Regions from separate parts of the Homo sapiens genome. Here region 2 is linked to region 1. Evidence: read pairs that join two places in POLR2A ChIA-PET (ENCODE). Cell type or tissue: GM12878. All regions are shown on one strand. Each heading gives the region's core, and the rest is flanking DNA. Links, peaks and the distances in the headings are about the cores only. Region 1 overlaps RUFY3 (RUN and FYVE domain containing 3). Region 2 overlaps LOC124900710 (a long non-coding RNA gene).

Region 1 (2,806 bases), core at 116-2,615:
TTGACAGCATTTTACCCACAGTAGAATTTCTTTCAAAATTGGAGTCAGTCCTCTCAAATCTTGCTGCTGCTTTATCAACTAAGTTTATGTAATACTCTAGTAAACCATGCTGTAAACAGATGTGCTGTCTTTGTTGTACCCTTTATTTTTGTTTTGTTTTTGTTTTTGTTTTTTGTTTTTTAGAGACAGAGTCTTAATGTGTCTCCCAGGCTGGAATGCAGTGGCACCATCTCAGCTCACTGCAACCTCCGCCTCCTGGGCTCAAGCAATCCTCATGCCTCATCCTCCTGAGTAGCTGGACTACAGGCATGCACCACCACACCTAGCTAATTTTTTTATTTATAGTAGAGATGGGGTTTTGCCATATTGCCCAGGCTGATCTCAAACTCATGGCCTCAAGTGATCTGCCTGCCTTGGCTTCCCAAAGTGCTGGGATTACAGGCATGAACCACCATGCCCAGCCCACTATTCCATTTATAAAGCATAGGCAGAGTAGATTTAGCATCATTCTTAAGGGCCCTAGGATTTTCAGAATGGTAAATGAGCACTGGCTTCAACTTAGAGTCACCAGCTGTATTAGCCTCTAACAAGAGAGTCAGTCTGTCCTTTGCAGCTTTGAAGCCAGGCATTGACTTCTCATCTATAGCTATGAAAGTCCTAGATGGCATTGTCTAATAGAAGGCTGTTTTGACTACAGTGAAAATCTGTTGTTGAGTGTATCCACCTTCATCAATTATCTTAATTAGATCTTCTGGATAACTTGCTACAGCTTCTATTATTTACATCAGTGCTTGCTGCTTCAACTTGTACTTTTATGTTATGGAGACACTTTCCTTAAACCTCGTAAACCAGTGGCTGCTAACTTCAGGCTTTTCCTCTGCAGCTTTTTTACCTCTCAATCTCCATAGAATTCAAGAGCATTAGGGCCTTGCTCTGAATTAGGTGTTGGCTTAAGGGAATGTTGTGGCTGGTTTGATCTTCTATACAGACCACTCAAACTTTATTCCTGTCAGCAATAAGGCTGTTTTGCTTTCTTGTCATTCATTTGTTCATGAGTAGCACTTAATTCCCTTCAAGCACTTCTCCTTTGCTTTCACAACCTGGCTGTTTGGCCCAAAAAGCCTACCTTTTGGCCTGTCTTCTCTTTCGACATGCCTTCTTCACTGAGCTTAATTTTTTCTGGCTTTTGATTTAAAATAAGAAATGTGCAATTCTTCCTTTCACTTGAACACTTAGTGGCCATTGCAGGGTTATTAATTGGCCTAATTTCAGTATTGTTGTGTCTTAGGGAATAGGGAGGCCAAGGAGAAGGGAGAGAGATGGGGGAACGGCCAGTAAGTAGAGCAGTGAGAACATACACATTTATGGATTGCTTGCCATCTTATATGGGCGTAGTTCATGGAGCCCCAAAATAATTTTGATAGTAACATCAAAGATCACTGATTACAGGTTATCATAGCAGATGTAATAATAAAGAAAAAGTTTAAAGTACTGTGAGAGTTACCAAAATGTGAAACCGAGACATGAAGCGAGCACATGCTGTTGGAAAAATGGCACTAATATACTTGCATGACGCAGGGTTGCCACAAACCTTCAATTTGTAAAAAATGCAATATCTGTGAAGCAAAGTGCAATAAAATGAGGTATGTGTGTGTGTGCGTGTGTGTGTATACTAAAATATATGCAGTTGACTCTTGAACAACAGAGTAAGGCATTCCACATGGTAGAAACATCCCACATAGAAAATTCACCTAAAACTTTTCATTCCCTAAAAACGTTAAGTACTAATAGCATACGATTAACCAGAGGCCTTACTAGTAACATAAACAGTCAATTAACACATATTTTGTATATTATAAATAGTTATATTTATATTTATTTTATTTTATTTTTGAGACAAAGTCTCACTGTCATCCAGGCCGGAGTGCCGTGGAGTGAACTCAGCTCAGTGCAACCTCTGCCTCCCAGGCTTAATTGATCCTTCCACTTCAGCCTTCAGAGTAGCTGGGACTATAGGAACATGCTACCACACCCAGCTAATTTTTTTGTTTTGTGGAGACAGAGTTTCGCTATGTTGCCTAAGCTGGTCTTGAACTCCTGAGCTCAAGTGATCCTCCTGCCTCGGCCTCCCAAAGTGCTGGGATTACAGGCATGAGCCATGGCGCCTGGCCTATTGTATATTTCATATGCTGTATTCTTACAATAAAGTAAGCTAGAGACAAGAAAATATTATAGGAAAATTATAAAGATGAGAAAATATATTTACTATTCATTTAAATGAATGGATTATCATAAAGGAACCAGATCATCATAAAGGTCTTCACACTAACCAGATTGATGAGGAGGAGGAGGAAGAGGAGGCGGTTGGTCTTGCTGTCTCAGGAGTGGCAGAGATGGAGGAAAACCTTTTTTTTTTCTGCCTGGATGACAGAGTGAGACTTTGTCTCAGAAATAAAATAATATAATATAAATATATATTTTATATTGTGTATATATATAGTATATAGGTGGACTCGCACAATTCAAAGTCGTGTTGTTCAAGAATCAACTGTACAGTTGTCCTTCAGTGTCCAAAGGAGATTATTTCCAGCACCTCCATGAATACCAACACTCACAATGCTCAAGCCCTTACAGTCAGCCCTCTGCGTCCTTGGATTTTAGGACTTGCTGAGAATGAGAGCGAACTGTACTAAAGGCCATTAAAGCACGGTAGTTAAGAGTAAAGGCTCTGAAGCTAACTGCCTAGGTTTGGATTCTGGCTTCCTCATTTTCTAGCTGAATATATTTTATAATTACTTAGTTTCTT
Region 2 (2,806 bases), core at 275-2,774, 72 kb after region 1:
CCAAAAAACAAAGAACAAGAAAAAAATTGATAGGCTTGGCTCTATGAACCTGGAGTATCAAAGAAAAAGGGGTTTAGTTTTGTTTTTTGGGCTAAAATACAGTCCGACGGAGAGTATTGTCATTTTTATACAAAAACAGGGACAAAAGAAAAGGCAACAGTGCAAATACTCCATCTTCCAGGAAGGGAGGCTGGGATGCCTCAGTGTTAAAATGACAAAAGAAAACCCCAGAGCAAGAACCATGATCCCTCAGAGGAGTCCCAGAAATGTCCAAGACAGCCTGGCTGGGAGAGGGGGTGTGGGAAGGGCAGGCCCCCAAGAGAGGTCCCCACATCCTCTGGCTAGAGGCTAGGCCCAGGACCCACCAATGCCAGCAGCCCTCACCTCCCTTTGGGGTGAGAGCAGGTGCTGAGGTCAGGCTGGTTTTTGTTTCCCACTGCTTGTTCGTGATTTGTTCTTGGATACCTGGAAAGGGGCCAGTTGAGGCCTCAGGGGTTGAGGCCCCTCTGGAAATGTGGTTCCTGGGAATGGGCCTGGACATAGAAGCCACTGGATGTCTCTTCCCTGAACAGTAATTTTGTTCATCAGTAATCCTGTAACTTCCCAAGGAAAACAAAGAACAGGCTAGTCTTCCCCACCCCAGCCAAAAAAGAGAAGGGGGTTTCTTCATCTGCAAGATTTGGGAATCCTAGAGTTACTTATTTATATAGAGACAGGGTTTTGCTCTTTTGCCCGAGCTGGGGTGCAGTGGTGGGAATATGACTCACACTAGCCTTGACCTCCCGGGTTCAAGTAATCCTCCTGCCTCAGCCTCCCAAAGTGCTTGGGATTACAAGCATGAACCACCACACCTGACCTATTTTTCTTTTCGTAAGCCTCCCTTTCAAGAAGGAAAATGGGTTAGCCCTTCCTAACAGATCATCACTACAAATAACAGGTTGCTGATGTATTGGAGACTCTGCCTATATTTACTCTTGCCCTCATTTTCTTAATAGCAGCAGTCATCATCTATAACATAAAAATCTGAATGGATTGGAAACCTAAATAGACAGAAATCCTGTACTTTATAATCAGGAGTATAAATAATAAGAGGCAGCCTGGGCAACCTGGCGACATCCCGTATCTACTAAAAATACAAAAAATTAGCTGGGCGTGGTGACACCTGCCTGTAGTCCCAAAAGGTCACACGCTCTCTCACAGCACAAACTGACCCTAAAACCGGAGCCCACAAGGTTGAGGCTTCAGTGAGCTGAGACCGCACCACTGCACTCCAGCACTCCAAAGTAGCACCTGCCATCCTCATGACAGAGTGAGACCCTGTCTCAAAAGTAAATAAATAAATAAAATTAAATTATAAGAGGCCATTGGTTTGGACTGAGCTCTTCTACTATGCCCAAAAGACCAAACCAAAATGCAGTTACTCACCTTCCACAAGACCAAGCTGAAACTAAGTTTATTTGACCTTCTGAGTAATCAGGAGAGACAGATAATGGCCAAATCCTCAAACAGACTGGTGTTAGCTGGCAGGATAAGGAAGGCCCCTTTGCTTTGACCTTTATAGGGAAAATACCTGAAACAACCAATCTGCTTTGTATTCTCTGTTTCTACTTTCCTTGGCCCTTTTCTATCTACAAACCCAACCTCCTTTGCTCAGCTCATCAAAACACTCACTCTATAGAATGAGATGTTGCCCGATTCTAGAATAGAAAATAAAAGCCAATTAAGATTTATAAAAGCTGAGGCCGGGCGCAGTGGCTCAAGCCTGTAATCCCAGCACTTTGGGAAGCCGAGGTGGGCGGATCACCTGAAGTCGGGAGTTCGAGACCAGCCTGACCAACATGGAGAACCCCCTCTCTACTAAAAATACAAAATTAGCTGAGCATGGTGCGCATGCCTGTAATCCCAGCTACTCAGGAGGCTGAGGCAGGAGAATTGCTTGAACCCGGGAGGCAGAGGTTGCAGTGAGCCGAGATCGTGCCATTGCACTCCAGCCTGGGCAACAAGAGCGAAACTCTGTCTCAAAAAACAAAAAAAAAAAAATTTCTAAAAGGCGTGTGCGGTGGCTCACGCCTATAATCCCAACACTTTGGAAGGCCGAGGCGGGCAGATCACTTGAGGTCAGGAGTTCAAGACCAGCCTGGCCAATATGGTGAAACCCCATCTCTACTAAAATACAAAAATTAGCTGGGCATGGTGGTGTACACCTGTAATCCCAGCTACTTGGGAGGCTGAGGCAAGAGAATCGCTTGAACCTGGGAGGTGGAGGTTGCAGTGAGCTGAGATCGCGCCACTGCATGCTAGCCTGGGCGACGGAGAGAGACTCTGTCTCAAAAAAAAAAAAAAAAAAGATTTGTAAACTAAATTCATTGTAATTTTGTCTTTTGACAGTTCTGGCAACTGACAAAGGGACCTAAAGGACACTGCTGATGACTTCTGAGACTCCCGGAGGAATATCAGAGAGGTGCCACAGAGCCACAGATGCCTTTTGAGGTCCTCGGTCTTCCTCATGGAGCCTCAAGGGTTATAGGTAAGTTCCGCTCGGGTGGACTCCTTTTTTTTTTTTTGGCTTTTGAATTTAGGATTAGTTTATGCTGTGAGACAGTGCATGACCTTTTGTGGTTTGCAGTGGCTGACAAGTCATTGGCAAGAGCTGCAGTTTTGTCTTGGCTGGGTGCGGTGGCGCATGCCTGTAACCCCAGCACTTTGAGAGGCAGGTGGATTGCTTGAGATCAGCCTGGCCAACATAGCAAAACCCCGTCTACTAAAAATACAAAAATTAGCCAAGTGTGGTGGTGCGCCCCTATAA

The links. Peaks named below come from ENCODE experiments on the same cell type or tissue, not always from the same donor. Only the 100,000 strongest peaks of a DNase experiment are listed, where the experiment ranks them.
Region 2: POLR2A ChIA-PET joins it to region 1 with 5 read pairs; 5 of 35 experiments call an interaction of 5 or more read pairs at or near these places.

The regions. Positions count from the first base shown.
Region 1 is chr4:70,769,659-70,772,464 of GRCh38, forward strand. The region is part of intron 5 of RUFY3 (RUN and FYVE domain containing 3); the gene reads left to right. Among named protein-coding and RNA genes, the nearest start is that of RUFY3, 49 kb to the left of the region's middle. In GM12878, for the core only: no CTCF peak of the experiment used is centred there; no DNase peak of the experiment used is centred there.
Region 2 is chr4:70,841,745-70,844,550 of GRCh38, forward strand. It overlaps LOC124900710 (a long non-coding RNA gene), which reads left to right. Exons shown (of 3, transcript XR_007058131.1): 2 at 2,389-2,527. It also overlaps a transcript of GRSF1 not described here. Among named protein-coding and RNA genes, the nearest start is that of GRSF1, 3.3 kb to the left of the region's middle. In GM12878, for the core only: no CTCF peak of the experiment used is centred there; DNase peaks (open chromatin) are centred at 1,492 and 2,627; H3K27ac peaks cover 259 bases.